2 separate regions of the Homo sapiens genome follow, and region 1 is linked to region 2. A link is a contact called in ENCODE Hi-C or POLR2A ChIA-PET data. All regions are on one chromosome and are shown on one strand. The core of a region is the stretch at or near the end of the contact, and the rest is flanking DNA. Distances in the headings are between cores, read along the strand shown. Region 1 overlaps MAML2 (mastermind like transcriptional coactivator 2). Region 2 overlaps MAML2 (mastermind like transcriptional coactivator 2).

What was found. Hi-C counts contacts between places; a loop is a spot of excess contacts on that map. ChIA-PET counts read pairs that join two places held with the same protein, here RNA polymerase II (POLR2A). Pooled maps may share reads with other maps.
Region 1: a loop to region 2 is called in a map of B cell, with 2.2 times the contacts of the local background. The contact joins two enhancer-like sites. A Hi-C loop is called at or near these places in 3 of 168 maps with a recorded cell type or tissue (B cell, CD4-positive, alpha-beta memory T cell and CD8-positive, alpha-beta T cell), 1 of 37 single-sample maps with no recorded cell type and 4 of 50 pooled maps. POLR2A ChIA-PET finds 5 or more read pairs at or near these places in 5 of 52 experiments (T-cell, activated CD4-positive, alpha-beta T cell and activated T-cell).

Annotation. Positions count from the first base shown.
Region 1 is chr11:96,186,650-96,190,387 of GRCh38, reverse strand. The region is part of intron 1 of MAML2 (mastermind like transcriptional coactivator 2); the gene reads left to right. Among named protein-coding and RNA genes, the nearest start is that of MIR1260B, 150 kb to the left of the region's middle. RefSeq lists an enhancer at 2,469-2,528. Within about 2 kb of position 1,992, at least 12 of the 41 ENCODE cell types and tissues checked have a DNase peak (open chromatin) inside an H3K27ac peak, as active enhancers do.
Region 2 is chr11:96,132,971-96,136,717 of GRCh38, reverse strand. All of the region lies in intron 1 of MAML2 (mastermind like transcriptional coactivator 2), which reads left to right. Among named protein-coding and RNA genes, the nearest start is that of MIR1260B, 210 kb to the left of the region's middle. Within about 2 kb of position 1,962, at least 3 of the 41 ENCODE cell types and tissues checked have a DNase peak (open chromatin) inside an H3K27ac peak, as active enhancers do.

The sequences.
Region 1 (3,738 bases), core at 743-3,242, 54 kb before region 2:
GCCAGTAAACCTTGATTTCAAAATTTCATTCTTCCCCTCATTAACCTTCCCTGGGACAAGTTCATTAAACTTTCTCATGAACAGATCCCCTCATCTGCAACAGTACTTCCTTTCTAGGGCTGTTGGGTGGATTAAATGAGGTAATGCCTAAGAAGTCTGGATCAGTGCCTAACACATGTATATCCACCATCAATCTCTCCCCAAAAACCTCACCTCACATCAAATGTCCACATTTTGTATACTAGGATATTGCAGACTCCATGTTCATCACTAAAACTAAAAATTCAGTGCTCTATTAACATGTCTTCATCCATGTTGGCTTTTAAAGTTTCCTCTTAACAAATTTTCAGTGTGAAATCATTCCTTGAAAAAGGGAGTAAAAAAATAGGAATTAAGATTTTTTTTATCTTTGTGTCATCTAGTGACACCTACTTTTAACTTCAGCCATATACAATCCTAGATTCTTTGGCTCTGAACTTTAGAAGAAAAATTCTTTTAGTCCTCTTCAATATTTTAGAATAATAAATTAAGCCAACTGAATAAAAATATAAGTATCCCAGTTCCAGTTTTTAAAGCTATTTCCTCTTGTGATGGATTCTTTTCTGAATGAAGAATTAGCTTCCCACAGATGTTCCTGAATATTTCAGCAAGGACACCTACAATCAGATCTAAACAACCAAAACAAAATGCCCAACAAACAAAGTAGCAAGTAGATTTCACATTCTAATAGCTTATGTTGTATGTCCACAGAATGAATATAATGAAACATGACATGAATGAGTAAATCTGTCAGAAGAAAAACAGATTTGCTGTTGCAAATTAACTAGTAGTGCTGCAGTTTCAAAGCTGTAGATTTTCAGTTACCTGAAATTAGTCATAGTGGTAAGAGACTACTTTTCTTTCTAGTCTATCCCGCAATAGTGTTTAAGCTTATTTCAGGTATTTCAAATGGAGAATTCAAAGCATCCACTTTAAATGAGTCTTAAAAGTCTATTCTCTTCTAGGAGTAACTATTGGTATGTAAAAACACTACATTAATACATAAAGATTTCCTAGGAAGTAAATTATAAGCACGAAACTTGTGCCATACAAAATGGCTACTTGTTTAAAAAATTGTTCAGAGAAGTCAGATTAGGTCCTATTGGCTATAATTGGATAATGGAAATCCATTTTATATGCATTACCAAACTCTCATCAAATCATACCTCAAGGCACCAAGAGGCAAATCACCTCTTGTATTAAACTAGATATGGCCGGTGAATAATGGGTGCAGAGGTGGTCATTTCCATGAGTGGAACCAGATATAGAAAAAAAAAAACAAAACAGTTTCTAGCATTGAGCTAGAAGCTTCTCTTTACTAATAAGATGTGACTGAATTCCAGGAATATTTGTTCAGTTAAAAGAGTAATGGTTTCTCCTCAGTGGCTCTTTGGACATTTGAAATCTTTTGCTTATTTGTTTAGCAGAATTTTTTTTTTAATGTTGAACAAATGCACAGCAGCTTTGGTGGTGCTCTGACCAGCCCCATAGAATGCTGCCTCAAAAGTTTTTCCTGTGACACTTCCTTTCAGAGATGTTTCACATGTGCTTTTTTCCTTCTGCCCACACTCTGTGTTCACCACCAACTTTCCATTGTCAGTCCCCTCCCACACACAATTTCACTCTCTCATACACTCCCTGAATCTTACAGCAGCTCAAACTACCACTCACGTTTTCATTACATTATGGGAAAGGAAAAAAAAAAACTGACTTCCTCAAAAAGGACATAAAGTTCATTTTTTAAAGGACTTAACGTTTTCAAAAAGATTTTCTTTTGTAAGATCTCCTCATTCCTGCCTGTTGTACTTGCCATAATAGGGACATACAGGCTTTCTCTTTGCTTGTGGGACCCCCAAGCCATTTTTCTCTGTTGACTGGTTTTCTCATCAGAAGTTCTTAATTATGAGTCAATAAAATAATACTCTACAGTCACAGCCCCAGGGAAGGGAAGGATTGCTTAAGTATCTAGGTTATTCAGGGAAGGATGGGGGTAGAGAGAGATGTGTTGGCTTTCCATTTTCTATTCAAGCAAAAGCAGTTTTAAAATCTGAAATTAGAAAGGTTATAGGAACTGCTTAAATCAGACTTTCATGTCTGTGTTATAAGCTTCCAACTTGGGAAAGCTTAAGAAAAAGAAACCTAAGGTTTCAAACATGTGCTTGTTTCAAAGCACAAACTTGGCGACTTCTCACATTGCTTTCACTAAACCTAAGAGTTCTCATACAAGTGAGGTCTGTTTTCATCACTTTCCAGCAAAGATTAAATAGCAGGGTGCTGTAGTGATGATTCTGGTTACTGAGATTTCATTGCCAAGTCAGAAACATCAGAGGGACAACTCCATTTAACCATAGGCCAAAGATACCTCTGCCACATGAAGGCCAGGCCAAATGCCAGCCGAATGAATCAGTATGCACAGTGCTGGAGTCAGAAGCAGACACCTCTTCTGGAGTGCTTAGTCCATAGACTGGAGTGAAAAATATCAGAGCAGAGGAGAAGAACAGTAATAGGTGGACATTCCTAAACACGACAGTTATTTAAAACTTTTTTTTTTTTTTTGAGACAGAGTTTCACTCTGTCGCCAGGCTGGAGTGCAGTGGCACGATCTCGGCTCACTGCAACCTCTGCCTCCCTGGTTCAAGCGATTCTCCTGCCTCAGCCTCCCGAGTAGCTGGGGTTCCAGTCACATGCCACCATGCCCAGCTAATTTTTGTATTTTTACTAGAGATGTTGGCCAAGATGGTCTCCATCTTCTGACCTTGTGATCCACCACCCTCGGCCTCCCAAAGTGCTGGCATTACAGGCGTGAGCCACCGCACCCGGCCTGTTTAAAACTTCTTACTCACTTTGGATAAATGATGCTGGGAGTTCAAGCATTTACTTCCAAGACAACCTGGGATAGGATCAGCAGTGATTCCTTAAGTGAAGCTACGTTTATACCTCAATTCTTTTGTTTATTCATTCATCTGTTTAAAATAAAATATTTCTAGAATACCTACTAAGTGTCAAGAAAATACCAAATATATTTCTTTTGGCATCTAGGTAATGAGTTAATTTGAAAGTCTGAGAAAACCAGCAATCTGGAATAACAGTGGCTTTTATTAATCATCTGCTATGTGCCACATTTTATATGTTATCTCATTTAGCTATCACACTTAGCTTCTAAAAAAGATGGGGAGAAAGTATCCAAATGAATGTGCAGAGACAACTTGATTCACAGAGGTAAGAAAGACCCCTCAGACACCCACTGAAGATACTGGGAATTTCAAATAAGGTTAAAGGTACATTACTCAGGGCACCAGGAATGTTCAAAAAATGGACCACAGTTCAGTAGCAAGGAAGCCTCTAGGCACTATTCACATTTGTTTGAGTCACAATTTTAAAATGAGTGAAACTTGTGTCTTTGAATTCAGTATCATTTACCAAATCATACTGTGCTTGTGATATTTGTGCATATGGTAGCCTCTGTGTAAAAAGCTTCTCTCTATGAGATACACTGGCTAATAGTTGTTAAGGGGCCCGGCTCTAAAGCCAGGGGCTATTGGGTTCAAACTGCCACTCTAACACTCACCTACTATGTAGCCTTGAGAAAGTGATTTCAAGCTCTCTCTATCGGTTTCTCATCTGTAAAATGAGGATAATGCTACTTCCTACATAGTGGAGTTGTGAAAATAAAATGCATGTGAGTTACTTAACATAGTA
Region 2 (3,747 bases), core at 713-3,212:
TTATTGAGGAGAAAATGAACTGTGTCATCAGCTGAAAGAAAAACAGATGCCTAACTTCTCATATTAAAGTTAAATAAATACCTACCATACTAGAAGTATGCTATTAGCTCTGAAATTTGAAATTCACCATGGTCTGTTTTCCCCAACTTTGGATGTGAAAGCAGGAAATAAACAACTGTGAATTAAGGCTCTAAGTAACTATGTAGCAGTTGTAGTTTGGGGGGTGGGGGAAGACTGCCAACATGAGATAATCATGGTGGGGTTTTCTTTCCAATATGGGATGCTAAATAGACATTTGTGATAACTACATAATCAACAACATCTTTAAATATTTAATTTCTTGTCAGTTGTTATCTTAATTGACTTCAACTCATATGTATGTATGTGTGTATGTATTACATATATACATATAACTACATCTGTCAGAGGGAAGTGGCAAATTGAAGCAATTATGCGGCTCATTCTGCAAAGAAAAAAAAGGAAGAGGAGAAAACTGATGGTAAGTGGGAAAAGTTTAGATAATTGTGACTTACTGTATAGATTTATATTTAGATATAACCTGGACTTCTTCAAATAATTTATGTCTACCTATAGTCTTGGATTTCTTCATACTCTAGATCAAAACGTTGATTCCTAGATGTGTTTACATATCACGTATAATTGAGTTCACTGGCACCTCAGTGCAGGTCGGCTTGGTGCCATGCTGGTTTTCACTTAATGGGATTAGTTACTAAAGTTTAGTTCAAAATTAATTCATTTCAACAAAAATCTATTAAGTATCTACTGTGTCCCAAGCTCTTAGCTGGGTGCAAGGAGTCCACAGTTAATTTCAATATAATTTTTTTTTTTTTTTTTGAGATGGTGTCTCACTCTGTTGCCCAGGCTGGAGTGTAGTGGCATGATCTTGGCTCACTGCAACCTCCACCTCCCAGGTTCAGAGATGTATGTCACTATTAGGAATTAAGAATGCAGCCTTGAGCAGCGAGCCAGAAGAATCACTCCTCTAAAGATAGGAAAAAAATGCCAATTTTTAGGAAATAAAGCTACACAAATTGTAAGAAAAAGCTGACCTTTACTGTAAGTAATTATTCAGTTTTGTTTCATTCAGTTATCTATTTCCAGCACAAAAATACTATAAAATCATTACCACGGTTTAAAAAAAAAAAAAAAAAGCCTTGGATTGGGACCTCTCTTCTGCCACCTACTAGCTGAGTGAACTTTAAAAACTTAACATCTCTAAGTATCAGCTTCTTCCTCTGTAAAAGTGTAATAATAAGAAGAAATATCAGGCCTAACTGATAGGCCTGGTGTGAGGATGAAATGAGATAATGTATTGTCTTAGTCCGTTTTGTGTTGCTATAACAGAATACCTGAGACTGGGTAATTTATTAAGAATGAAGATTTATTTCTCACAGTTTTGGAGACTGGGAAGTCCAAGGGGCTGGCATCTTGTAAGGTGCCATCTTGCTGTGTCATACCGTGGTAGAAGATGGAAAGGCAAGAGATAAAGGGGGAACAGAGACAAAGTTATTATTTTATTAGGAACCCACGCCCATGATAACTAACTCACTCTCACAATAACAGCATTAACTCATTCATGAGGACTGTGCCTAATCACCTCTTAATGGTTTCACCTCTCAACACTTGCTTTGGGGATTAAGTTTCCAACACATGAACTTTGTGGGGCACATTCAAACCATAGCATGTTGCTAGTGCAATACCAGGCATTGGGTAAATGCTCAATATGTGTCCACTGTTATTATCATCCCTACTTCTGCTATAGCTGGGCAATCTAATGAACTGCAGAAGCTCTGGATGTAATGCCCTACACATGCCTGCAACTCGACTTTTAGAAGGAGAGTTTGGTTTATTCTCCTAATACATGATAGAGTAGCAAATGAGGAAATAGCAGTCAGTGGTATTTATGACTTTCCATGGTAACCATTTCTGTTTACCCCTCTTAGCTTGAGGAAATAAAAGCAATACTGGCTGGATTAGTTGAAACATGCCACTTACTTTTTACCACAATGTGGTAAGTAAAAGTAGAGAATATTATTATAAAATTTCTATGTATCAAGTAGCTGGACATGTTGAATAGAATTTGAAGGAAAGAAGTATAGACTAATTTACATACAGCAAAACTTCTTTGACTCTTTTTATTTCAGTATAGTATTTGAACAAGAGTTTGACTGCCTTCAAATATATGGGAAGCATGATCTTCTAAACAAATAAATAATCCCAGAATCCTGAAGTACTCACTAATGTTGTATAAGGAGGAAAGCACTAGAATCAGAGACATTTGATATCTTGCCTTAATTCATTAAAAATGCATCAAAAATGTATTATGTGCAAGGACTATTCCAGGCATTGGGGTACAATGAGGAATAAAGCAGGTGTGGTGCCTGCTTACCTGGAACTTTAGTAGTGGTGAGTAACACAATAGGTGAGAAACACAGTAAACAAGTAAACAAAGTAGTTTGTATTTATTTTGTAATAAGGACTTTAAAGGAAAAAATAGAGTCCTGTGTCCTGCCACTTAGCTGTATAATCTTCAGTAAGTCATATTCAGAGACTAATAGAATGTAAAGAAGTCTTAGAGAACCATTACAAAGACCTTATGAGCTATAAAGCACTAAACAACTACAAAGAATAATTGTCAGCAATGTCTAATTATAAACTGTTCTTTCTTTCTTTTTTCTGTTTTCTTTTTTTTTTCTTTTCAATGAGGCAGGGTCTTGCTCCGTTGCTCAGGCTGGAGTGCAGTGGCATGATCTCAGCTTACTGCAACCTCTGCCTCCTGGGCTCAAGTGATACTCCCACCTCAGCCTCTTGAGTAGCTGGGACTAGAGGCACATGCCATCACGCCCAGCTAATTTTTGTATTTTTTGTAGAGACAGGGTTTCACCATGTTGCCCAGGTTGGTCTCAAACTCCTGGGCTCAAGCAATCTGCCTGCCTCAGCCTCCCAAAGTGCTGGGATTATAGGCATGAGCCCCCATGCCTGGCCTATAAACCATTCTTATCTGGTAATATACACAGCCTTTAAAGGTTTCTATTGTATTCTCATACTCCTCATCTGAAGTACAAATATGTTTCTTAAAAACATAAAATATATTTCAATTAATATTCCATATTTTAATATTTTTATTTTCTTAAACTGTTTTTCTGCCAAGTCGATTGACCAAGAGAAGGCTGAATGTTCACACAGGTCTTTCATAGGGAAAATAATCCAGGTGTGTAATGACTGTATACGGGCTACCACTCCCATGCATGAAGACATGTAAATGGCTGAAAAATAGCAGATCTGGGTGCTTGCGAAATTTTAAAATCGATAAGAAAATGATAATAATGACTAATAAAAAATGATAAGAAAATGTAATATATTTTACTTTGCTTACCGATCTACATTCTCCCAAATGGCATTCAACAAAAATTGAAATCAGAATATAGGTTGCAGAACACTGACACAGGAATATATTTATTTTATATTAATAGAATGATTTCTTTTAATGGTTCCTTTTCAATGTGTTCATTATGTTTGAAATTTAAGTACCTTGGATAAAAGTTATCAAGAAATATCTTTATCCAGGAAAGCCTACTTGAGGGCGATGTTTTCTCTTACACATTCTGTATCCACATATCTCCTTGTAGATATCATGCAATGAAGAAGGCACTCACTATATATTATTGAATGAGATGTAACACTTAAGTAGACATATTTTAATTTTTACTCTAATATTGTATCCAT